Regions from separate parts of the Homo sapiens genome. Here region 2 is linked to region 1. A link is a loop called in an ENCODE intact Hi-C map of the cell type or tissue named here. Cell type or tissue: PC-3. All regions are shown on one strand. Links, peaks and the distances in the headings refer to the core of each region. The heading gives the core; the rest is flanking DNA.

Region 1 (12,066 bases), core at 2,014-10,013:
CCCTGGCACTGCCCCTTTCAGGAGGAAGTCAGAATGTGGATGCTGAAGCCGGAAGGAGGGTGGATGCGAATGGGGAGAGAGTGCGGAAGTTCTCCCCTGACTGTTTCATCCTCTCAGTGAAGCAGAAAGCAAGGGCAGCAGCTGAGATGGTGATGGGGAAGGAGGTGTTGTGGAGTTGAGGAAGGAGGAAAAAGTGTGAAACAGTCACAGGGTGGGGTAGAAGGACGTAAATAAACGAGGGATACATGGTAGGATTATTGGGCAAACTCAAGACCGACTTGAGATTGGTGGTCAGGAACATAAAATGAGACTAGCCAGCATGGCTGAGTATTTTTCTCAGGTCTTGTCATTTGGCCTGCATGCAGGCACAGAATAGGATTTGACTAGATTGTGTTCTGCCAGGATAATAAACGAAGAGAGAGAGGTAAAGAGGCTGAGGGTCTTTGCAAAGAAGTGACTCTAGACATGGATAGTGGACACTCAGCTGGAGAAATGAGGAAAGGAGGGAGATGAGGGCAGTAAACTTAATGGGACCTTCTACCCACTAGGGCCAAAGAATGGTTTCTGTTGAGCAACTAGAGGAAGCCAGCTAGGGGAGTAGAAGATGTGGGGCATGAGGGATGTTTGAAACTGAGATTAAGGAGGAGATGCAGCTTTAGTCACATCTGGATTATGATAAAGATGCAGTGTCTGGAGTAGAAAATGAAGGTCAAAGAGATTATGCTCTCCCACTTCCTTGAATTTAGATAACAGACCTAAGGCCTGAAAACGCAAAAGTGTTATCCTCCCATCTCCCACAAAACTGACCGGTTTGAGCCATTCATTGGAAGCTTTTCTCCATGTAGCAGACAATAGGATCCCCCAGAGTTTCCAAACCTCTCTCCTTCCCTCCTATCCCTATTAGCAAACTCCAAGCTGGAGCCATGTTCAAGAGGAACTCAGCAGCAGACAGAGAAGCAAGACAGGGCCTTGGGGGAGGAGGGTTGGAAGGAGGGGGTGTGGTGGGAATGGCAGCTTAGTCTCAAAACAAGAGGAAGACTTAGTAGTTAGTGGTCGCAAGAGCAGGGAAGCCTGGCTCTCCTGCTCTGGGGCTGAGAACCCCTCTCCTTTGTTTAGCCTGGAGAAAGCCCCCAGTTTGAGGCGGAAGTGAAAGCTGTAAAGGTTAGAGCACAAAGGGCTGAGAGGCAAGCAGGACATTGTGTTTACAGAGTCAGGATTTCCCAGCTGGAAAGGTCTTTACAGTGCATCAGTTAAGGTTAGATGCAGCAGCTTGGAACCGAAGTCTTAGAGGAGCACTCTCAGGCTGCAGGCTGCCCCTGGTAGACAGTCACAAAAGCTGCACAATGTTGTCAGGGTCCTGGCTTCATTTTCCTGCCCACCACCTTACCTGTGGCCCCCTTTCTAGTGATGTTATTTGGGGCAAGTTGCTTAATCTTTCTGAGACTCAGTTTCCTCATCTGAAGAAGAAGAGTAATTGCAATACCCATTTCACAAGGATAATGAGCAGATTAATTAAAATAATACCTGAAAAGTTCTTTGCAACAGTGTCAATACAGCAAGCCTTGGCTGTTTTTATTTGTTTTGTTCAGGACTTGTACAATGCCAGGCATATAGTTGGAGCTCAATAAATATTTGTGAATTAGTTATTATCATTATTATTGTTGCCACAAAGGACCCACAAGCGACATCAAGAGCCCACTCCATTTACATAGCACCTAGGAAGAGCCTAATTTAACCCAACTTTATTTCTGGACAACCAGTTGCCCAAGCTGGAAGGGACCTGGGGTGCAATTGTCAAAAGGCAGCTGATGGACAGCCCAGCCCACGTCGGACCGGTGGAGCCCAGGACTGCCCCAAATGCTGTGCCTCCGCCAGACCAGACGCTGCTAATGGCTTTTGTTCGTCTGCCAATTCTACTGCCCATCCTCCTCTGGGAAGAAAGAGCAGACCGGACAGAGTCCTTCAGAGGCCGACGCATGCCAGAGGCTGGGAGACTTGGAAGGGGAGTGAGGAGACAGTCAGTGGGGAAGACAGTCACTGGGGAAGACAGTTCTCAGGGATTCCGCAAGGCCCTGGAGGTGTTTCTGTCTTTGTACCGTTGGTTGCCTCTGCGCAGGCAGCCTTGCTTCATATCACCTGCACTTCCTTGCTTCTAGAGGGATTGTGGCAAGAAAGCTCGCAGAAGTCAAAACAAGCCTGGTGATATGAAAACCATATGAAAACTTGGCAGGGTCCCATTTCAGACTAATGGGCCTGCCAGACATCACCGAGCCCACAGACACTGGCCCTTTGTGAGGTCGGGGACTGGCTCCCTCACTCCCATTCTACTAAGACAGAATTAAAAAGGAAACAAGCAAGGCAGCCAGTCTCTTTTCTCTCATCCACGTGCTTCCAAGGGCTTAGAAACAGAGTAACGTCAGGTACTTTGAGTGATGAACACAGGATGTTGTTACGGGCCAGGCCCATTCACAGTGCTTTTCAGTCCTCACTTGATCTTCATGGTAGACCTTAGTCCCATTTCAAAAATGAGGTCGCTGAGGTTTCTGGGGCTCCCATAGCCCAGGTTCCACATAAAAAATGATGGAGCAGCCCAGCCAGCTGGGGTTCAGATGCAGACCCATCTGGCCAAAAACCTTGACCTTTGATTGTTACAGAGCTACCTCCCAGATGACCTTTTGATTATTTCAGACAAATTTACCAACATTCAAAATTTTGCTTCAGGGCTTAGCTTTCAGAAAAAAAAAAAAGATGTTTCCTGTTCTAGAAAGAAATCGAGACATAACATTTTTTTTTCATGACTTGTTATTGAATCTTTGGACAATACTGTAACATGCCAATTGTTATTTATACCTGAAATTCCTGTATTTCAAAGCCTGTTGGGTGTGGAGGGAGACTATTTTCCAGAGCCATCATTATTGCAGTACTAAAATTAAGTGCTCTTTTAAAGCAACTTAAAAAAATCAAAAACTGAGATAAGTGGCTGTGCAAGTATAATGACTTGTTCTTTGACTTCCCAAAGACTGGAAAAACAAGGTCGGTATGCAAATACACCTGCAGATTATAATCTGTATGTAATTTACAATTATATACACATCGATTCTATATCTTCGTGACATGGCTTCTGAAAAATAATCTGAAGATATTTTAAAGACATTTTAAAACTTGATAAACTTTTGTAAGTCTGGCAAGACCCAGGTGCTCTGAATTCCTCTCTTATGGATAGTACGGGCAGTAGGCTGGAAATTGAACCCTCTGCTAGAAGCTGCCCGGTCACTTCTGTAAATAACTTTGGCCCTGATCATTTTAGAAGACACGAGGATCTGTATCAACGCCCTCATGAAGAGACTCATGAAGGCCTCTCCCACTTAGCTGCAATGAAGGAAAGGAAGGGGGAAGGGCCAGAGTGATCAAAGGAAAGGGAGTGAAAAACCCCCTAATTGCCCATCGGCAGGGGTCTGGCTAAATGAATCACTCCACGTGCACATCCAGATGAAGGGGGTGTTGTACAGCTGGTGAGAAGATTGGCTGAATCTGTAGGGACTGATAAGGAACAATCTTTTTATTGTAAATATGTTTTATTTACAGCACATTTTTTTCAATGTAAATTTTTTAAAATGCAGGCCAGGGTATAATATTTACTGTTGTTGTTTTAAATTGGGAGTTATCTGTATCTATCTTTTTTCTCCATTTGTTTATCTATTTCAGTAGCTATATCTATAAATAAATATACTTTGAATATCTCTAGAGTGATACATAATAAACTGGTGACAGTGGTTGTTTTTGGGGAGGAAAATGAGGGGCCTGTAGATCAGAGGTAAAAAGAACATTTACTTTTCACTGGATACCCATTTATAATGTTTGAATTTTAAAACTTAAAAAATATCTTTATTATAGCTAACACTGGTTTAGCACATATTACATACCCGGTATTGCTTCACATTAATAACTTCACATTTATAGACTCATTTAATCCTCAACACACCTAAGAGGTAGGAACTATTAGGATGACCATTCTGTAGATGAGAAAACTGAGGTGCAGAGCTTATACTTCTAGCATCTGAACCGAAGTAGAGAGGTTCCAAAAATCCAATACCATATGCATGTACTGCTTTTAAAGAATGAAGTCACTATTTTTTCTCAATGTGGAAGGGAGTACTTGCAGCCACCCTCGACCCTGAGGGTGGCACCATCCCTGGCTCAGTGATTGCCAGTGTGGTCCCCAGTGATGCCAAGTAAGAAGTGGTTTGGGTGGGATTTTGTGGGAAGGTGAGGGTGGTCCATCCCTTAACCCAGTGCCCTGTTCCCCAGCTACTTGATGAAGAAGCTGGGAATTTCATTCTCCGACAGCCTTTGATCCTCATTATCTTATTGCTAAGTTTTAAACAATGTACTCTATATAAATTAGCTTTAAGCCTCCATTATGTGATTTTGCTATCCTTGTTAGATATGGGTAGCATACCAAGGAGGAGAAATCAAATGATAGCTTCTCCAGATCTCTAATGGATGGATAGAAATTGAAACCGGTCACCACAGTTTTCTTACCAAATTAAAGAAGCACGTTGTGTTCTCTAAATGAGTTCAAGCTACAGTGAGAATAGCTTTCTCTCCAAAGTCACGGTAACCCTGAATCAAGTTTGGCTCATGGGCCATCTGGCAGCAAACACCACAGTACTCTACTTATATTCAAAGCTGTACTAATTGCCTTGTTAACAGAGCTCCTCTCATGAGAATGAAATTTAACCAGAGGAATATCAAAGCGCGATTTCAAGAGAATTGCATTGGTCCAGGAACTGATAGCATTTCCAGCAACCAAGTCTCAGAAGGCCCACGGAGCAAATAAAGAACATTTTAACGGTATTGTCAGGAGGATACAACTTGTCGAGGCAGATTTGCAAACAGGAAAGGGGGCAGAGACCGTTCTTGTCTAGACATCTGATTAGTGGGAAATTGTAGGATTATGAAGAGTGTGGATTTTTCTGGCTGACATTTCTGAGGAGGTCAGGCTTTCTGCACAAAGAGGTAAATGAGAGAAACATTTGTATCTGGTAGAAAATGCTGACTGGTCCTTATCCTCCCTTGGGCTCCAGAAGCAATTCCAGACCAAGAAAAGAGATTACTAGATTGAAACCTGCTGCCACTGCTTGGCACAATGGGCAGTTGCCTGGGAGGGTTTGGGCTTGAAGACAGAGGAGAACCGCAGCTGGAGGACACAGCTCCAGACATGTCTCTCCACTCCTGCCCCTGCTTCACGCCCTTTGATCTCCAGTCCCAATTTGCTTTCTGATCATGCTGCTAGCTGATCCCCTGGACTTGAGACCTCTGTTCTGCTTAAATAACAGCCCATCTTTTGTCCCCTCACCTCTGCCCCCACCCCTTCTCACCTGCCCCAGGGCACTTCAGAAACCTCAGTACTTTCAGGGTGGAAGTTACGGGGTGGGCAGACAAATAATTTCTGCATGGTGGCCATGAAGCCAGATGAAACTGGGAGTAGGTGTGGAATGATCCCATGGGCTCGGGCAATGGGTGGGACTGTGGAGGTAATGGGTGGGTTCCAAAAGGAAATGGGCTGAGAATCAGGAGACTTGAGGTTTTAGGATAGGTTTCTCATCTCAAAGGTGGAAAAATTAATAAAACTAGTGCTGCTCCGATCCCACCTGAGTTCTTTCTGCTCAGTGCTATTAGCCATTACTGCCTGCAGCCCTGGGCCACATTCTTTTGCCATGACCTAAGACAGGCAATGTCTGTGAGAAAGCCACAGCCCAGCTCCACGACAGGAACAGACATTGCAGCGAATGCAGTCATTGGGGTTAAAAAATACAGAGAGCAATTATATCAGTCTAGTCCCACTAGGAAAACAGAAACCACTCTGTATTTAAAACAGGGAATTGATTCAAGGGAATTTGTCACACTGGTGAGGGAAGAGACAAGCAGCCAAATGGGATGATGAGACCACCTGAAATAGGCAACAGAAGGAAGCTGCGGCTACCCCACAGCTTAAGGGACAAAGCGAGGAGATGGTGTAATCAGAGCCAAGGCAGGAGTCCCAGAAAGAAACCACAACCAAAGGACAGCCACCTCACCAGCAGCTGGGGCTGCTGGGGAGCAATGGGGAGGACACCATCCAACACAAGTAAGAAAAGGGAACAGAAGCATCTTGGCTTTTCTCCTTCTGCCCTGTCCTCCAGTCTCCAGTCAGACTGCCTCCAGTCAGTGCCTCTGCCTGGCTGAACCAAGCAGGAATTGCGCTGTCATGGAGCCTGGGAAACAGCCAGGGCATGGGCAAGTTGGGGCAAGTGAGACAGAGTAAGTGAGTTGGAGATTCTGTAGAATACTCTCCCAGCATCTGCTGCTTTTCCCTCTGCAACAACCAGAACTAAACCGCAAAACAAAATATTTGTGCCATTATTAGTTGAATGTCTTCTTCCCCTTGCCCTAGCCCTGCAAACTCAGCTCCATGAGGACAGGGATGGAGTCAGCTTTATTCCTTGTTATATCCCCAGCATCTAGCACAGTAAGAGGTCCTTGGTGGCTTCATTTACAATGTTGGTTACAAATAACTGAGTGAATGAATTGTTGTGTACTGTCCATCTTGCAAACAATTGATTCTTAGAGTAGGCTTGTGGGATTTTAGATATAGTGGAAGTAGCACTTAGACTCACCACAAGCTCTGAAAGGACTAGATCACCCAGCCCCTGGGATGGCACTCCTGAGAGCTCAACTGCATTCAACTTCAGCAAAAGATCTTAGAATGTAAATAGATGTAACTCCATTACCAGGAGTTACTGGTACTTAATACTACTCAATAACTATCACATTTTATAAACTGTAAAATGATGCTTTAATGTTAGAGATTATAGTAAAAAGTATTACTCTTTGCATGGGTAAGCCCACATTCTATATCTGCTTAAAATGGCAGTGAAGAATTTTAGAGTTTTTCCTTTTTAAGACCTGTTAACACTGGGGCACAGATAGAATTTCCAGGTGAGAATTTAAGCCATTTGGTCACAGGAAGAAAGAATGAAGGATAAGATGAGAAATTGTGTAGAGATAAATATTCAAATTGAGAAAAGAAAAGGCAGCATGGAGGAGCTTATACATTTCAGGAAAAGAGGAGCAAAGGTTGTGCAAGGAATGGAATGACCTAGAAACCACAGTTGCAGTGGATGCTGAGAGCTGTGTGATCAGAAATCAGTGAGAAGTGAATAAAGCAAATGCCAGTTAGGGCAAAAGCACCATTGAAACTTGACGGAAAGAGTTTTATTAAACCAGAAGGTGACTAACAAGTTGATGACCCTAACGAACAACCACAACAATAATAACTAACATCTGTTTATTGCTGACAATGTGCCATGTAGCCAGCTAATCCACCAATTCTCTGGACAACCATGTAAAGTAGATACTATTATTTTCCCATTTCACTTGCAGGAAACTAGAAGATATCTCTGTGTGTGTGTGTATGTGCGCACGCGCGTGCGTGCATGTGTGTGTCTGTGTGTGATTTTGTTTTGGTTTTGTAACATCTGCTCCCCATTCCTAACCATGCTCTGGATTCTTTTTGAGGAAAGTAGTAACTGGTTTCTAAGATGGCCACTGAACTTCACTTTCTGATATTCACGCTCTTGACAGTCCCCACCCACAATGAATGGGGCTGATCTGTGTAATCAAAAAGAGATTGTAGAAAGAGTGGTATATGTCATAAAAGACAAGGTTGCATCCACCTTGCTCTTTTGGATCACTCACCCTGGGAACTAGCTGCTGTGTTATGGGGAACTCAAGAAGTCCCACAGAGAGGCCCAAGCGCTGAGAAACTGAGGCCTCCTGCCAACAGCCAGCGCCAGCTTGCTAGCCATGTGAGGGAGACACCTATGAAGCAGAACTTCTGCCCCCAGTCCAGCTCTCAGATGGCTGCAGCCACCCACTGACAGTTTGACTACCACCTCATGAGGGCCCCCAATCCAAAATTCCCTGGCAAAGCCACTCCTGCATTCCCACACACAAACTGTGTGAGATAATAAGTGTTTGTTGTTTTCTTAGGTTGCCGAGTTTTGGAGTAATTTGTTATGTAGCAACAGATTAAAAAATATGGTGTTATTTTCTTTTCATATATATAATTTTTATTTTTAATTTTTGTGGGTACAGAGTAGGTGTATGTATTTGTGGGGTACATGAGATGTTTTGAAACAGGCATGCAATGTGAAATAATCATGGAGAATGGGGTATCCATCCCCTCAAGGATTTATCCTTTGAATGCAATCCAATTATATTATTTTAGTATTTTATTTTATTTTATTTATTTTATTTTATTTTATTTTATTTTATTTTATTTTATTTTATTTTATTTTATTTATTTTATTTTATTTTATTTTATTGAGATGGAATCCTACTTTGTCACCCAGGCTGGAGTGCAGTGGCGTGATCTTGGCTCACTCCAGCCTCTGCCTCTCGGGTTCCAGCGATTCTGCTGCCTCAGCCTCCTGGGTAGCTGGGATTACAAGCACGTGCCACCACAGCCAGCTAATTTTTATATTTTGAGTAGAGACAGGATTTCAATATGTTGGCCAGGCTGGTCTTGAACTCCTGACATCAGGTGATCTGCCCACCTCGGCCTCCCAAAGTGCTAGGATTATAGGCTTGAGCCACTATGCCCAGCCTCTCTTAGTTATTTTTAAATGTAAAATTAAATTATCATTGTCTATAGTCACCCTGTTGTGCTATCAAATACTAGGCCTTATTCATTCATTCTAACTATTTTTTGTACCCATTAAAGGAGTTATTTTCTTCATTTGATCCAAAGAGGAGGTGCATGACCTGAGCTAGACCAAGCCCACCCTTTCCTGTTAGAATTTCAGCAGAGTAAGAATGGCTGGGGCTTATTCATCCTGATGAGACTTTTTCTGTTAAAGACTTTTCCTTATTGATCTTGCCTCCTAGTTCTCTAGAATACCTTCACACCTGCCTATTTTGGAGCTGGTCCTCCTGGCTTTCACTCGCGTCCGTGTGAAGAGACCACCAAACAGGCTTTGTGCGAGCAATAAAGCTGTTTATTTCACCTGGGTGCAGGTGGGCTGAGTCCGAAAAGTGAAGGGAGATAGGGGTGGGGCCGTTTTATAGGATTTGGGTAGGTAAAGGAAAAAGGAGGGTTGTTCTCTGGCAGGCAGGAGTGGGGTGCTCAGCAGGGGAGCTTTTGAGACAGGATGAGCCAGGAGAAGGAATTTCACAAGATAATGCCATCAGTTAAGGCAGGAACAGGCCATTTTCATTTCTTTTGTGATGGAATGTCATCAGTTAAGGCAGGAACCAGCCACCTGGATGTGTACGTGCAGGTCACAGGGGATATGATGGCTTAGCTTGGGCTCAGAGGCCTGACACTGGCTTCCCATTAATTCTGCAAGCACCGAATATCCTTCAATGCATTTCCTTTTGCTTCAGTTAAGCACAAGCAGTGGAGTGAGAAAACTGGGTTCAAATCCCAGTTCCACCACTGACTGCAGTCTTGGACAAGTTGCTTGAGCTCTCTGTACTTCCATTGCTTCCTCTTTGACAAGTGTGTATAATAATAAGACATACGGGTATGTGGCTCACAGGGTTATCAGAAGGATCAATAAGTTAGTACTTAGCAAGCACTCAGAATATGGCCTATCACATAAAGAGCAGCAGGAAGCATTTGCTGTTATTGAAACCAATGAATACTACTCACCAGAACAGCCCAGGGAAGCACTGAGGTCGCTGACTAGTCAAGAGTGCAGAACCTCCAAGATTTGAGCCCCGCCTGGATTGCCTGATTTCACGTCTCTAGACCTTTAATCACTCCTAGGTAATAGCAGCACAGCTTGGCTGGAGCACAGTGCTAAGATATCCTCTTGTAATTATGCCAAAATTCACTTTTAACATGAGTCAGGCAGTGGCTCTCAGCTTGCTTTAGCAGGGTTATACCCAATCCACCCCCACACCAAAAAGGGAGCTTCTCCCCTTGTCTGTGGTCATTCCCATCTCTATCACACATTCTGATCTCTCACTCCAACTGTGAAGAACAGCCACTGGCTGTCTTCTACCTCTTACCTTTCCTCATCTACCTAGTTTTCATACCACACCTGGATGCTGATGAATAGATTTCTCTTGCTTACCTTGTTATTTTACTGGGAGTGGATGGGCAGATTGAATGAGGAAAGTAGTCCAAAGAGGAGCTGACAGGTGCCTTTGGACAAACAAGCAAGTGATATAGGTTACTGGGAAGTCACCCAAGATAGGGCAGAGTAGACCACTGCAATCCAAAGCCACCTTAATAGGCCAGAGAAAATGCATGAGAAAGTGGGAAGAGTGTGTGGGCAACAGAATTAAGAGTCCAGGCCCCCCGCCTGATTAACAAGAGCAGGATTTTTGTAAGTTCCAAGATTCACAGGGATATAAGGACTCATTCCTTCTTTCCACATATATTTACTGAGCATCTACTATGTACCAGGTACTGTGCTAGGTACTGAGGATGCGTCAGTGAACAAAGCAAAGTGACTGTCCTCACAGAGTGGCATTGCAGTGATAGAGATGGATAAAGTTAAATATATAGTTTGTTAGGTGATCACTAAGAAGAAAAGAATAACAGAAATGTCTTAGAAACAGAGCCTGAGACAGGGATTCAGGGCAGCTGATTTAGTTTTTAGGGTGTTTGTTTGTTTGTTTTGTTCTTGTTTTTGTTTTTGTTTTTTGAGACAGAGTTTCACTCTTGTCGCCCAGGCTGGAGTGCTATGGCACAATCTCAGCTCACTGCAACCCCCGCCTCTGGATTCAGGTGATTCTCCTGCCTCAGCCTCCCAAGTAGCTGGGACTAGAGGCGCCTGCCACCATGCCAGGCTAATTTTTTTTTTTTTGTATTTTTAGTAGAGACGGGGTTTCACCATGTTTGCCAGGCTGGTTTCAAACTCCTGACCTCAGGTGATCTGCCTGTCTCAGCCTCCCAAAGTGCTGGGGTTACAGGCATGAATCACCATACCCAGCCCTGATTTAGTTTTGAGGGAGAGCTCTCAGATGAAAAAGAGTGAAGGAAGGAATCAAGGAGTGAATGGGAAAAAAGCCAAACAAGATGTGGTCTTAGGTCTGATCCACAGGGACTCTGGAATATTCACATAACACTGCAGAATTCTCCCCCTTCCCCTTAAGGTGAAGGAAGCGGCCTTTTGTGTTCCGGTATCTTTCCATCACTGGCTGCAGGCTGCCCTAGCGTGGGTGCAGAAGGGAATGTGATTTCCCATCAAGGCAGTACCTGTTAGTTGAGTGAAATTCTCCAGGGAAGCAGGACATCTGGGAGTCTTTGGCAGCTGATCTTCACAGCAGCTCAGGGTGGGTGCACTGGGAGGAAAAGATTCTGGATGGAGCAACTGCCATGTCTACCTCAGGAGGAGGGGTTACAACATACCAGTAGGAGGTAACATTTTACATCGGATGGACAGGGGACCTCACTGAGAAGGTGGCTTCAAGAAATGCCTAAAGGAAGTGAGAGCACCCATTGTGTGGCCAATGGGGAGAAGTTGTGTGTTGAGAGGTGGGGGTTGTCCGTAGGCAGGAATGGCAGGTGCAAAGTCTCTGATGTGGCAGTGGTCTTGGCATGCTAAAGAAAAAGCAAGGAGGCTGGAGTGGAGGAATGAGAGACAGGCAAAGAAGACGCAGTGTGCAATGTAATGAAGAAGAAGGCAAGAAAAGCATATGACACTTGTAAATCAGAACCTGGACTGTACATTCCTTCTGAGAGTTAAGAAGCCACTGGAAGATTCTGAGCAGAGGGTTGACATGATTGCACTTTTATCTAGCAGGTTTATTCTTGGCTCCCATGTTGACAGTAGACCAAAGAGGCCAAGAGTGGAAGTGGGAGGCCAATTATAAGGTTATTGAAATAATCCAAGTGAGAGAAGTTAGCACTTGGACCAAGGTAGTGGTGGTGAAGGGTGATCAAATTCTGGAAATATTTTGATAGGTGAGCCAAGAAGAGTTTTTTTGAGAGTCTGAATGTCGGGTTTGAAAGAAAGAGAAAAGTCGAGAATGGTTCCAAGTTTTCGGACCTGACGTCTAAGAAGACAG
Region 2 (12,066 bases), core at 1,928-9,927, 63 kb after region 1:
ACAGTTGAGTTCAGACAGTGGCTGTTCCTCCACATTGTCATTTAGGAACCTAGGATCTTTTCAAGTTGAGGGTCTAATAGCTTCTGTTTCCTTGGAATCCTCTGCACCCAGCTAACAGAGGGTGGAGGGAAGCATAAAAAAGCCCCACCCCGGAAGTAATACATCACTTTTGCTCACATTGCATTGGTGAGAATTAGCCATATGTTCTGATCTGAATGCAAAGGAGGCTGGGAAATGTAGTCCCTGATTGGACATCTGTGTCCAAGTGATAACTCCAAACTAAGGAAGAGGGAAACATGAGTTTCAGCCAGCCATCTCTGCCATGCTTGAGTTATGTCAGTACATTAAAAATACATATTCTATAGTCCCTCCTACTGTTAACATTTTGGAATATAGCTAATAAATGGCATCATACTGTACATGTTATTTTATTAACTGAATTTTATTCATAAACAGTATATTGAATAACATATGTCACATATATTTTTAATGTACATCATTTGTGTGAACAGTGTGGCTGCAAATAGTAGCTGGGGCATTTCTCCAGTGTGTGTCTTTGTTAGACACTATCAAAGACAAGGAACAGCATGGGCTGGCAGAGTGTAATGGCGTGAGTCAGGCTTTGGGCTGAAGCAAATCTGGGCTCAAGTCCCAGCCCTTAACATTTGCTAGCTTGTAAAGATGTAGCAGTTCTTTCCTTAACCTATGAAATGAAGACACGAATTTTAGTTCTTTAGTTCTTCTTTTCTGTAAAATGGGGATAGTAGCTTATTTAAATGAAGTTGCTGTGAGGCTAAGTAAAATAATTTATGTAAGGAACTCGAATACTACCAAGATGAATAATACTTTATTTTTTTAAATGTTGTAAGTGACTTTTATTTTAAAAAAAACTTACAGTGTTGGCATTGTGGCCTAGGTAGACAAAATGTAAAGTGAATTATAGCTTGCATAAAGGTAACCTAGGGACATTGTTTTGGTTTTTGGTTTTTTTTAGGGACAAGGTCTCATTATATTACCCAGGCTGGACTTGAACTCCTGGGCTCAAGAGATCCTCCTCACTCAGCCTTCCAAGTAGCTTGGACTATAGGCATATCCCACTGTGCCCCAACCTGGGGATCTTGATGCTGATTCAGTAGGTTTCAGATTGGGCCCAGGAATCTGAATTCTTAGCAATTCTCCAGGGTAATTCTGTTGCATATTATCCTAGGGACCACAACTAGGAAACCCTGTTCTATAGCTTCTATTTAGACAGCCAAATAGAGGCCAAAAGATTGAGAAAAGCAAGAGAGCAAATCAAGAGAGATTAATAAATGACCCCCCAGATTCATAAGGAAGAAAGAGATAAAAGGAACATCTAATGCAGTGTTTCAAGAGGCATGTCAGGTGTGAGAAATTCTCATCATATGCAATCATTCCAAGCATTGAAGAAATTCTGCATTGCTGTCTCCTGTCCACTAAATGTCAGTAGTGTCTACAATTATTGTCAAAATGAAAAATGTCCCATATTTTTCCAAATATCTTATGGGAATAGAACTACCCATGATTGAGAATCACTGATCTAGCCCCAAAGCTTCACCTTTTCTGATAAGGAAGGTAAGGCCCAGAGAGGTGGAGTGACTTGCTTATGGGCACATGCCACTTGGTGGTGGGGCTGGGAGCAGAATCCAAGTATTCAGCTCCAAGTTGAGGGCTTGTTTCCACCATATGGTCATATCAGCTTAGAATATTTTTTACTGCAAGTAGTAGAGAATCCAATTCAATATCACTTACCTGGAAATTGATCGATTTACCTCACTGAAAGTCCTGAAGTAGAACCTGCTTCAAAAGTATTAAATCCAGTGCCTATGACTCCATGTGCTTGTGACTTGACTGGCTTTGCTGTCCTCTGTGTCAGCATCATCTTCAAGCATGTGCTGATGGTTACAGCAGTGTCGGGCCTTGGATCTGAACAGCAATAGCCAAGCAAAGGGAGAAAGGGTCGCTTTCAGAAACTTTCCAAGGAAGTGAGAAGTAACTTTCCTAGAAGGTCCAGAAAACTGCTTCTTGAGTCTAAGTAGCCCACCTTGGGTCATGTAGCCATTCATGTACCAAATTCTTGCCAGAAATGTGAGATAACACTTAGATCATCCCAAGAGCTGGGAAGAGGTGAATAACGTAGTTTGGACACTTGTCCCTGCCCAGATCTCACGTTGAATTGTAATCCCCAATGCTGGAGGTGGGAGGCCTGGTGGGAGGTGTTTGGGTCATGGGGGCAGATCCCTCATGGCTTGGTGCTGTCTTCACAATAGTGAGTCTCACGAGATCTGGTCATTAAAAGTGTGTGGCGGCCAGGCGTGGTGGCTCACACCTGTAATTCCAGCACTTTGGGAGGCCAAGGTGGGCGGATCACCTGAGGTCAGGAGTTCGAGACCAGCCTGGCTAACATGGTGAAACCTTGTGTCTACTAAAAATACAAAAAGTTAGCTCGGGATGTTGTGGCAGGAGAATCACTTGAACCCAGGAGGCAGAGGTTGCAGTGAGCCGAGATCGCGCCATTGCACTCCAGTTTGGGCAACAAGAGCGAAACTCCATCTCAAAAAAACAAAAAAAAATGTGTGGCACCTCTGCTCTCACTCTCTCTTGACCTGTTCTAGCCATGTGTTGTGCCTGCTCCCACTTCACCCTCTGCCATAAGTAAAAGCATTCTGAGGTCTCCCCCAGAAGCAGATGTCAGTGCTATGCTACCTGTACAGCCTCTGCAGGTTAACCTCTACCTCTTTTCTTATAAATTATCCAGTCTCAGATATTTCTTTATAGCAATGCAAGTACAGACTAACACAGTCAGCTTTCCCTGCACTGTGTTGACAGGGGTGGGTGAATATCTGAAAAATATCAAGTTTCTATCAGAAGAATGGACGCTCCTGCTGTTGGTTAGGCCCCCATCAGTGTTAACAATAATCATCTTGCATACTTTGCCACTTATACTCTTTTTTTTTCTTTTTTCTTTTTTTTGAGACGGAGTTTCACTCTTTTTGCCCGGGCTGGAGTGCAATGGGGCAATCTCGGCTTATCGCAACCTCTGCCTCCCAGGTTCAAGCAATTCTCCTGCCTCAGCCTCCTGAGTAGCTGAGATTACAAGCATGCACCACCATGCCTGGCTAATTTTTTGTATTTTTAGTAGAGACGGGGTTTCTCCATGTTGGTTAGGCTGCATTTATACTCTTAAATAGTTCTCCAGTTATTCAGTCTGCAACTGTGATGCCACATTCTTTGGGATTTCCAAGGACTAGGCAATATACATAACAAACAAACAGAAATGAAGTGTGCTTTTTTGTCATATCAAAAAATATATGGTTGCATACCTGATATATATAATTTAGAGCTAGATTTGGCTGCATATAACAGAAGACCCAAGAAACAGTGGTTTAAAAGACAAAAATTTCTTTTCTTATACATGTAAAAAGGCCATAGGAAAACAGGCCCAGCTGATAGGGTGACTCCACAATTATTAAGTATTCAGAATTCTTGTGTTTTGTTCTTCCACCATCCTCAAAATTTGGCTCTTTACTCTGTGGTCCAAGTTTGCTGCTCAGCTCCAAACACTATGCCTACATTTCAACCAACAGAAAGATGGGAAGACCTAAAGAAGGGTGGATACTCCTTTGAAAGACATTTCCTGGAAGGACCACATACAACTTCCACGTAGATCCCATTGCTGAAACTTACTCATGTGCCTACACCTAGCTGTAAGGGAAGCTAGAAAATGTAATCCTTATTCTGCATCACTGATACAACCTAAACATTGGGAATTTTATTAGTAAGGAAGAAAGGGGAAAAGGATATTGGGGGTAGTTAGGAAACAATGCCACAATGAAATACAAGTTCTGAAGATCTCCATGACCTCTGATAAAATATATTTCAAGAATTACTGAACAGCCTGGCATGGTGGCTCATGCCTGTAATCCTAGCACTTTGGGAGAGCAAGGTGGGAGGATTGCTTGAGCGCAGGAAGTTGAGGCTGCAGTGACCTGTGATCTTACCATTGCACTCCAGCCTAGGGAACAAAGCAAGACCCTATCTCAATAACAATAACAACAAGAAGATTTTTTCAACAATACTCAATGCATAGTACATGGAGTTCTTGAGCCTCACTGTAAAGTCTAGCACAAATGAAAGATGAAAAGTGCCAACCAAGGAGAAGCCAATCTATGCTCAGCTCCTTAAAAATGAACCTGGGGCTCATATTGCTGAATTAAACATTAAGCATATTTAAGGAAAAAAGTCAAGAAATCAGGTCATTAAAAGGTAATTATAGTCATTGATTGTATTTTGGAAGAACAGTAAAGAAATCCAATTAATATCCCACAGCAATAATTCCCCATCATCTCAGCAGGGCTCCTATTGCTTGCATTCTAACACTGCCTTAGAACCTGGTGGTCCTATTCTAAGTCCTGATGCTCCTCCCTTTCTCAGAAGCCTTATTTTCTCTTTCCTACCTTCTTTTTTACTCTGTCATTCATACCCATTCTCTTGTTCTCTCTTTCTTCTCTCTCTCTCTCTCTTTCTCTCTCTCTCCCTTTCTCTCTCTCTCTCCCTTTCTCTCTCTTTCTCTGTTTCTGAGATGGGTCCTACCATGTTGCCCAGGCTGGACTTGAACTCCTGGGCTCAAGGGATCCTCCTGCTTCAGTCTCCTAAGTAGCTAGGTCTTGGCCTGGGCATCATTCTCTCTACTTTGGATCCCAAATTCCCAAAAATCAGCAAGCCAAGACAGGACTTGGAGTTGGGAACGGGGAGAAGGTGGCCAGACAAAGGCAAGACAAGGGCAGGAGAAGGAAACAGGGAATGGGTGGGAACAATCCCATTTTGTGAAATTCTGTCTGTGACAATCTCTCCTGAGTCATATGGTAATTAGGGACATTTGTCCATACAGAAACCCCCAGTCTTCTCCCAGAGGAGATCTCCACAGTCCTCTCTGAATTAATGAAGATGCTGCGCAGAGGCACTCTCCTAGGGCATGGGTACTTTCTCTGCACTGAGATGAGGATCTTTGCCCAGAGAGTAATTATGGGACAGCTGGAAGCCACTAGAGATGATGCTAACCACCTATGAATATCTATCTGCTCTTCAGGAATAAGTCAAGAATACATTTTTATAACAAATTAATTCCAAAAAATGAAAACAAAGTTAGGAACTTAGTGTATTGGCAACACACACAAACACACACACACACACACATGCAAAATCAAACAAGTGACCTCTAGTCAAGATTACAGATTAAAAAAAAAAACAGAATCTTGATTCTACTTGAAACAAATAGAAAATTATGAATTACCAAATTACATGAAAAACAAGATCTGAAGAGAACACTTTGTCAGCCAGGGTTCCTTTGCTCAAGCAACAGAAAATGATTTTGGCTTACTTTACAAAATCAGTTACAAAAACTGAAATTTCAGTTATAAAAACTGAAAAAAGCCACAGGGCAAGAAAAGAGTTACCAGCCAATCTCACTTATGCATATATATGCAAATAGCCAAAATACAGTTACCCCAATACGTGGGGATTGGTTCCAGGACCTCCTGCATATACTCAAATTCTTGCATACTCAGGTCCAGCAGTGGGCTCTGCTGAACTCACATATAAGAAAATGTTCTCCATATACACAGGTTACACATCCCACAAATAATGTATTTCCTTTTTTGTTTGTTTTTGTTTTTGAGACCGGTCTCGCTCTGTGCAGGCTGGAGTGCAGTGGCACAATCTCAGCTCACTGCAACCTCCATCTCCTGGGTTCAAGCAATTCTCCTATCTGAGCCTCCTGAGTAGCTGGGATTACAGGCGCCTGCCACCACACCCAGCTAATTTTTGCATTTTTAGTAGAGACAGGTTTCACCATGTTGGCCAGGCTGGTCTCGAACTCCTGACCTCAAGTGATCCACCTACCTTGGCCTCCTAAAGTGCTGGGATTACAGGCGTGAGCCACTGCGCCCAGCCAAATAATGTATTTTCAATACAAGTTTGGTTGAAAAAACTGTACCCAGGTAGTTCAAACTCATTTTATTCAAGGGTCACCTATAAAAGATTTAGCTCATTGAATTTAGCAATGAGTTTTTTAAAACTCTAAAGACAAAATGATGCTATAACTGGAGAGGATATCATATAACTAGACATTGCAGTCCCTAGACACTTGATGCTATTTCTTGGACCATTGCCACATATAGAAAAACAAAACAAAACTCTATACTTCCTTGATTCTTTGCTAATTTGCTCTAGGTTTAAAATACTAGGCAAGAGGCCCTCCTTCACTGAACACATAGCATTTTCCCAGATCCTAGATGTTAGTAGGTAGAGGAACGCATATGTTTGATCATTTCAGCTATTATAATGGAAGACAGGCACTGCCTTTGGCCAAGACTAACTAATGCAACAGAAAATTCTTCAAACAGGAAGGTAGTTTAGATGTTAGACAGCAAAAAATAAATAAACAAACAAAAATCCATCAGAACCAATAAATATTAAAGACATTTAAAAAATCTCAGCTGGTGGGTATAGAAGAAACATATTTCAACATAATAAAAGCCATACATGACAGACTCACAGCTAGTATCATGCTGAATGGGGAAAATCTGAAAGTCTTTCCTCTAAGATCTGGAACACAACAAGGATGCCCACTTTCACCACTGTTATTCAACATAATACTGAAATTTCTAGCTAGAACGATCAGACAAGAGAAAAAAACTGACATTAAGGGAGGTTCCAAGATGGCCAAATAGGAACACCTCCAGTCTGCAGCTCCCAGCGTGAGTGACGCAGAAGACAGGTGATTTCTGCATTTCCAACTGAGGTAGGGGGTTCATCTCACTGGGGCTTGTCGGACAGTGGGTGCAGCCCACTGAGTGTGAGCTGAAGCAGGGTGGGGCATCACCTCACCTGGGAAGCCCAAGGGGTCGGGGAATTCCCTTTCCTAGCCAAGGGAAGCTGTGACAGATGGTACCTGGAAAATAGGGACACTCCCACCCTAATACTGCACTTTTCCAATGGTCTTAGCAAACAGCACACCAGGAGATTATATCCTGTGCCTGGCTTGGAGGGTCCCAGGCCCATGGAGCCTCGCTCGCTGCTAGCACAGCAGTCTGAGATGGAACTGCAAGGTGGCAGTGAGGCTGGGGGAGGGGCGTCCACCATTGCTGTGGCTTGAGTAGGTAAACAAAGCGGCCGGGAAGCTCAAACTGGGTGGAGCCCACCACAGCTCAAGGAGGCGTGCCTGCCTCTATAGACTCCACCTCTGGGGACAGGGCATAGCTGAACAAAAGGCAGCAAAAACTTCTGCAGACTTAAACGTCCCTGTCTGACAGCTTTGAAGAGAGAAGTGGTTCTTCCAGCATGGAGTTTGAGATCTGAGAATGGACAGACTACCTCCTCAAGTGGGTCCCTGACCCCCGAGTAGCCTAACTGGGAGACACCTCCCAGTAGGGGCCGACTGACACCTCATACAGCTGGGTGCCCCTCTGAGACGAAGCTTCCAGAGGAAGGATCAGGCAGCAACATTTGCCGTTCTGCAATATTTGCTGTTCTGCAGCCTCTACTGGTGATGCCCAGGCAAACAGGGTCTGGAGTGGACCTCCAGCAAACTCCAACAGACCTGCAGCTGAGGGTCCTGACTGTTAGAAGGAAAACTAACAAACAGAAAGGACATGCACACGAAAACCCCATCTGTACGTCACCACCATCAAAGACCAAACTTAGATAAAACCACAAAGATGGGGAGAAACCAGAGCAGAAAAGCTGAAAATTCTAAAAATCAGAGCTCCTCTTCTCCTCCAAAGGAATGGAGCCCCTCGCCAGCAACGGAACAAAGCTGGACGGAGAATGAATTTGAAGAGTTGAGAGAAGAAGGCTTCAGACAATCGGTAATAATAAACTTCTCCGAGCTAAAGGAGGATGTTCGAACCCATCGCAAACAAGCTAAAAACCTTGAAAAAAGATTAGATGAATTGCTAACTAGAATAAACTGTATAGAGAAGACCTTAAATGACTGGAAGGGGCTGAAAACCATGGCACGAGAACTACGTGATGCACGCAGGAGCTTCAGTAGCTGATTCGATCAAGTGGAAGAAAGGGTATAGTGATTGAAGGTCAAATGAATGAAATGAAACGAGAAGAGAAGTTTAGAGAAAAAAGAGTAAAAAGAAATGAACAAAGCCTCCAAGAAATATGGGACTATGTGAAAAGACCAAATCTATGTCTGATTGGTGTACCTGAAAGTGACGGGGAGAATGGAACCAAGTTGGAAAACACTTTGCAGGATATTATCCAGGAGAATTTCCCCAATCTAGCAAGGCAGGCCAACATTCAAATTCAGGAAATACAAAGAATGCCACACAGATACACTTCAAGAAGAGCAACTCCAAGACACATAATTGTCAGATAAACCAAAGTTGAAATGAAGGGAAAAATGTTAAGGGCAGCCAGAGAGAACGATCAGGTTACCCACAAAGGGAAACCCACCAGACTAAAAGTGGATCTCTCGGCAGAAAGTACAAGCCAGAAGAGAGTGGGGGCCAATATTCAACATTCTTAAAGAAAAGAATTTTCAACCCAGAATTTCATATCCAGCCAAACTAAGCTTCATAAGTGAAGGAGAAATAAAATACTTTACAGACAATCAAATGCTGAGAGATTTTGTTACCACCAGGCCTGCCTTACAAGAGCTCCTGACAGAAGCACTAAACATGGAAAGGAACAACTGGTACCAGCCACTGCAAAAACATGCCAAATTGTAAAGACCATCAATGCTAGGAAGAAACTGCATCAACTAACAAGCAAAACAACCAGCTAACATCATAATGACAGGATCAAATTCACATATGAATATTAACCTTAAATGTAAATGGGCTAAATGCTCCAATTAAAAGACACAGACTGGCAAATTGGATAAAGAGTCAAGACTCATCAGTGTGCTCTATTCAGGAGACCCATCTCACATGCAGAGACACACATAGGCTCAAAATAAAGGGATGGAGGAAGATCTACCAAGCAAATAGAAAACAAGGAAAAAGCAGGGGTTGCAATCCTAGTCTCTGATAAAACAGACGTTAAACCAACAAAGATCAAAAGAGACAAAGAAGGCCATTACATAATGGTAAAGGGATCAATTCAACAAGAAGAGCTAATTATCCTACATATATATGCACCCAACATAGGAGCACCCAGATTCATAAAGCAAGTCCTTAGAGACCTACAAAGAGACTTAGACTCCCACACAATAATAATGGGAGACTTTAACACCCCACTGTCAACATTAGACAGGTCAACGAGACAGAAAGTTAAGAAGGATACCTAGGAATTGAACTCAGCTCTGCACCAAGCAGACCCAATAGAAATCTACAGAACTCTCTACCCCAAATCAACAGAATATACATTCTTTTCAGCACCACATCACACTTATTCCAAAATTGACAACATAGTTGAAAGTAAAGCTCTCCTCAGCAAATGTAAAAGAACAGAAATTATAACAAACTGTCTCTGAGACCACAGTGCAATCAAACTAGAACTCAGGATTAAGAAACTCACTCAAAACCACTCAACCACATGGAAACTGAACAACCTGCTCCTGAATAACTACTGGGTACATAACAAAATGAAAGCAGAAATAAAGATGTTCTTTGAAACCAATGAGAACAAAGAAACAACATACCAGAATCTCTGGGACACATTTAAAACAGTGTGTAGAGGGAAATTTATAGCACTAAACGCCCACAAGAGAAAGCAGGAAAGATCTAAAATTGACACCCTAACATCACAGTTAAAAGAACTAGAGAAGCAAGAGCAAACACCTTCAAAAGCTAGCAGAAGGCAAGAAATAACTAAGATCAGAGCAGAATGGAAGGAGATAGAGACACAAAAAAACCTTTCAAAGAAATCAGTGAATCCAGGAGCTGGTTATTTGAAAAGATCAATAAAATTGATAGACCTCTAGCAAGACTAATAAAGAAGAAAACAGAGAAGAATCAAATAGATGCAATAAAAAATGTTAAAGGGGATATCACCACCGATCCCACAGAAATACAAACTACCATCAGAGAATACTATAAACACTTCTATGCAAATAAACTAGAAAATCTAGAAGAAATGGAAAAATTCTTGGACATATAACACCCTCCCAAGACTAAACCAGGAAGAAGTTGACTCTCTCAATAGACCAATAACAGGCTCTGAAATTGAGACAATAATTAATAGCCTACCAACCAAAAAAAGTCCAGGCCAGATGGATTCACAGCCAAATTCTACCAGAGGTACAAAGAGGAGCTGGTAGCATTCTTTCTGAAACTATTCCAATCAATAGAAAAAGAAGGAATCCTCCCTAACTCATTTTGTGAGGCCAGCATCATCCTGATACCAAAGCCTGGCAGAGACACACACACACACAAAAGAGAATTTTAGACCAGTATCCCTGATGAACTTTGATGCCGAAATCCTCAATAAAATACTGGCAAACTGAATCCAGCAGCACATCAAAAAGCTTATCCACCACGATCAGGTTGGCTTTATCCCTGGGATGCAAGGCTGGTTCAACATATGTAATCCATCATATAAACAGAACCAAAGACAAAAACCACATGATTGTGTCAATAGATGCAGAAAAGGCCTTTGACAAAATTCAACACCGCTTCATGCTAAAATCTCTCAATAAACTAGATACTGATGGGACATATCTCAAAATAATAAGAGCTATTTATGACAAACCGACAGCCAATATCATACTGAATGGGCAAAAACTGGAATCATTTCCTTTGAAAACTGGCACAAGACAGGGGTGTCCTCTCTCACCACTCCTATTCAATATAGTGTTGGAAGTTCTGCCCAGGGCAATCAGGCAGGAGAAAGAAATAAAGGGTATTCAGTTAGGAAAAGAGGAAGTCAAATTGTCCCTGTTTGCAAATGATATGATTGTATATTTAGAAAACCCCATCATCTCAGCCCAAAATCTCCTTAAGCTGATAAGCAACTTCAGCAGATTCTCAAGATACAAAATCAATGTGCAAAAATTACAAGCATTCCTATACACCAATAACAGACAGAGAGCCAAATCATGAGTGAACTCCCATTCACAATTGCTTCAAAGAGAATAAAATACCTAGGAATCCAACTTACAAGGGACGTGAAGGACCTCTTCAAGGAGAACTACAAACCACTGCTCAAGGAAATAAAAGAGGACACAAAGGGAAGAACATTCCATGATCATGGATAGGAAGAATTGATAATGTGAAAATGGCCATACTGCCCAAGATAATCTATAGATTCAATGTCATCCCCATCAAGCTACCAATGACTTTCTTCACAGAATTGGAAAAAACTACTTTAAAGTTCATATGGAACCAAAAAAGAGCCTGCATTGCCAAGACAATCCTAAGCAAAAAGAACAAAGCTGGAGGCATCACGCTATCTGACTTCAAACTATACTACAAGGCTACAGTAACCAAAACAGCATGGTACTGGTACCAAAACAGAGATATAGACCAATGGAACAGAACAGAGCCCTCACAAATAATACCACACATGGACGACCATCTGAACTTTGACAAACCTGACAAAAACAAGCAATGGGGAAAGGATTCCCTATTTAATAAATGGTGCTGGGAAAACTGGCTAGCCATATGTAGAAAGCTGAAACTGGATCCCTTTCTTACACCTTATACAAAAATTAATTCAAGATGGATTAAAGACTTAAATATTAGACCTAAAACTATAAAAACCCTAGAAGAAAACCTAGGCAATACCATTCAGGACATAGGCATGGGCAAGGACTTCATGTCTAAAACACCAAAAGCAATGGCAACAAAAGCCAAAATCGACAAATGGGATCTAATTAAACTAAGGAGTTTCTGCACAGCAAAGGAAACTACCATCAGAGTGAAAAGGCCACCTACAGAATGGGAAAAAAATTTTACAATCTACCCATCTGACAAAGGACTAATATCCAGAATCTACAAAGAACTTTAACAAATTTACAAGAAAAAAATCAACCCCATCAACAAGTGGGCAAAGGATATGAAGAGACACTTCTCAAAAGAAGACATCTATGCAGCC

What was found. Hi-C counts contacts between places; a loop is a spot of excess contacts. Peaks named below come from ENCODE experiments on the same cell type or tissue, not always from the same donor. Only the 100,000 strongest peaks of a DNase experiment are listed, where the experiment ranks them.
Region 2: a loop joins it to region 1, with 4 times the contacts of the local background. A loop is called at or near these places in 2 of 110 quality-filtered maps.

The regions. Positions count from the first base shown.
Region 1 is chr4:52,832,104-52,844,169 of GRCh38, reverse strand. No RefSeq gene overlaps it. Among named protein-coding and RNA genes, the nearest start is that of RASL11B, 24 kb to the left of the region's middle. RefSeq lists enhancers at 8,906-9,762, 9,763-10,620, 11,159-11,659. In PC-3, for the core only: no CTCF peak of the experiment used is centred there; a DNase peak (open chromatin) is centred at 5,749; H3K4me3 peaks cover 418 bases.
Region 2 is chr4:52,768,955-52,781,020 of GRCh38, reverse strand. No RefSeq gene overlaps it. Among named protein-coding and RNA genes, the nearest start is that of LINC01618, 15 kb to the left of the region's middle. In PC-3, for the core only: no CTCF peak of the experiment used is centred there; no DNase peak of the experiment used is centred there; H3K27me3 peaks cover 373 bases.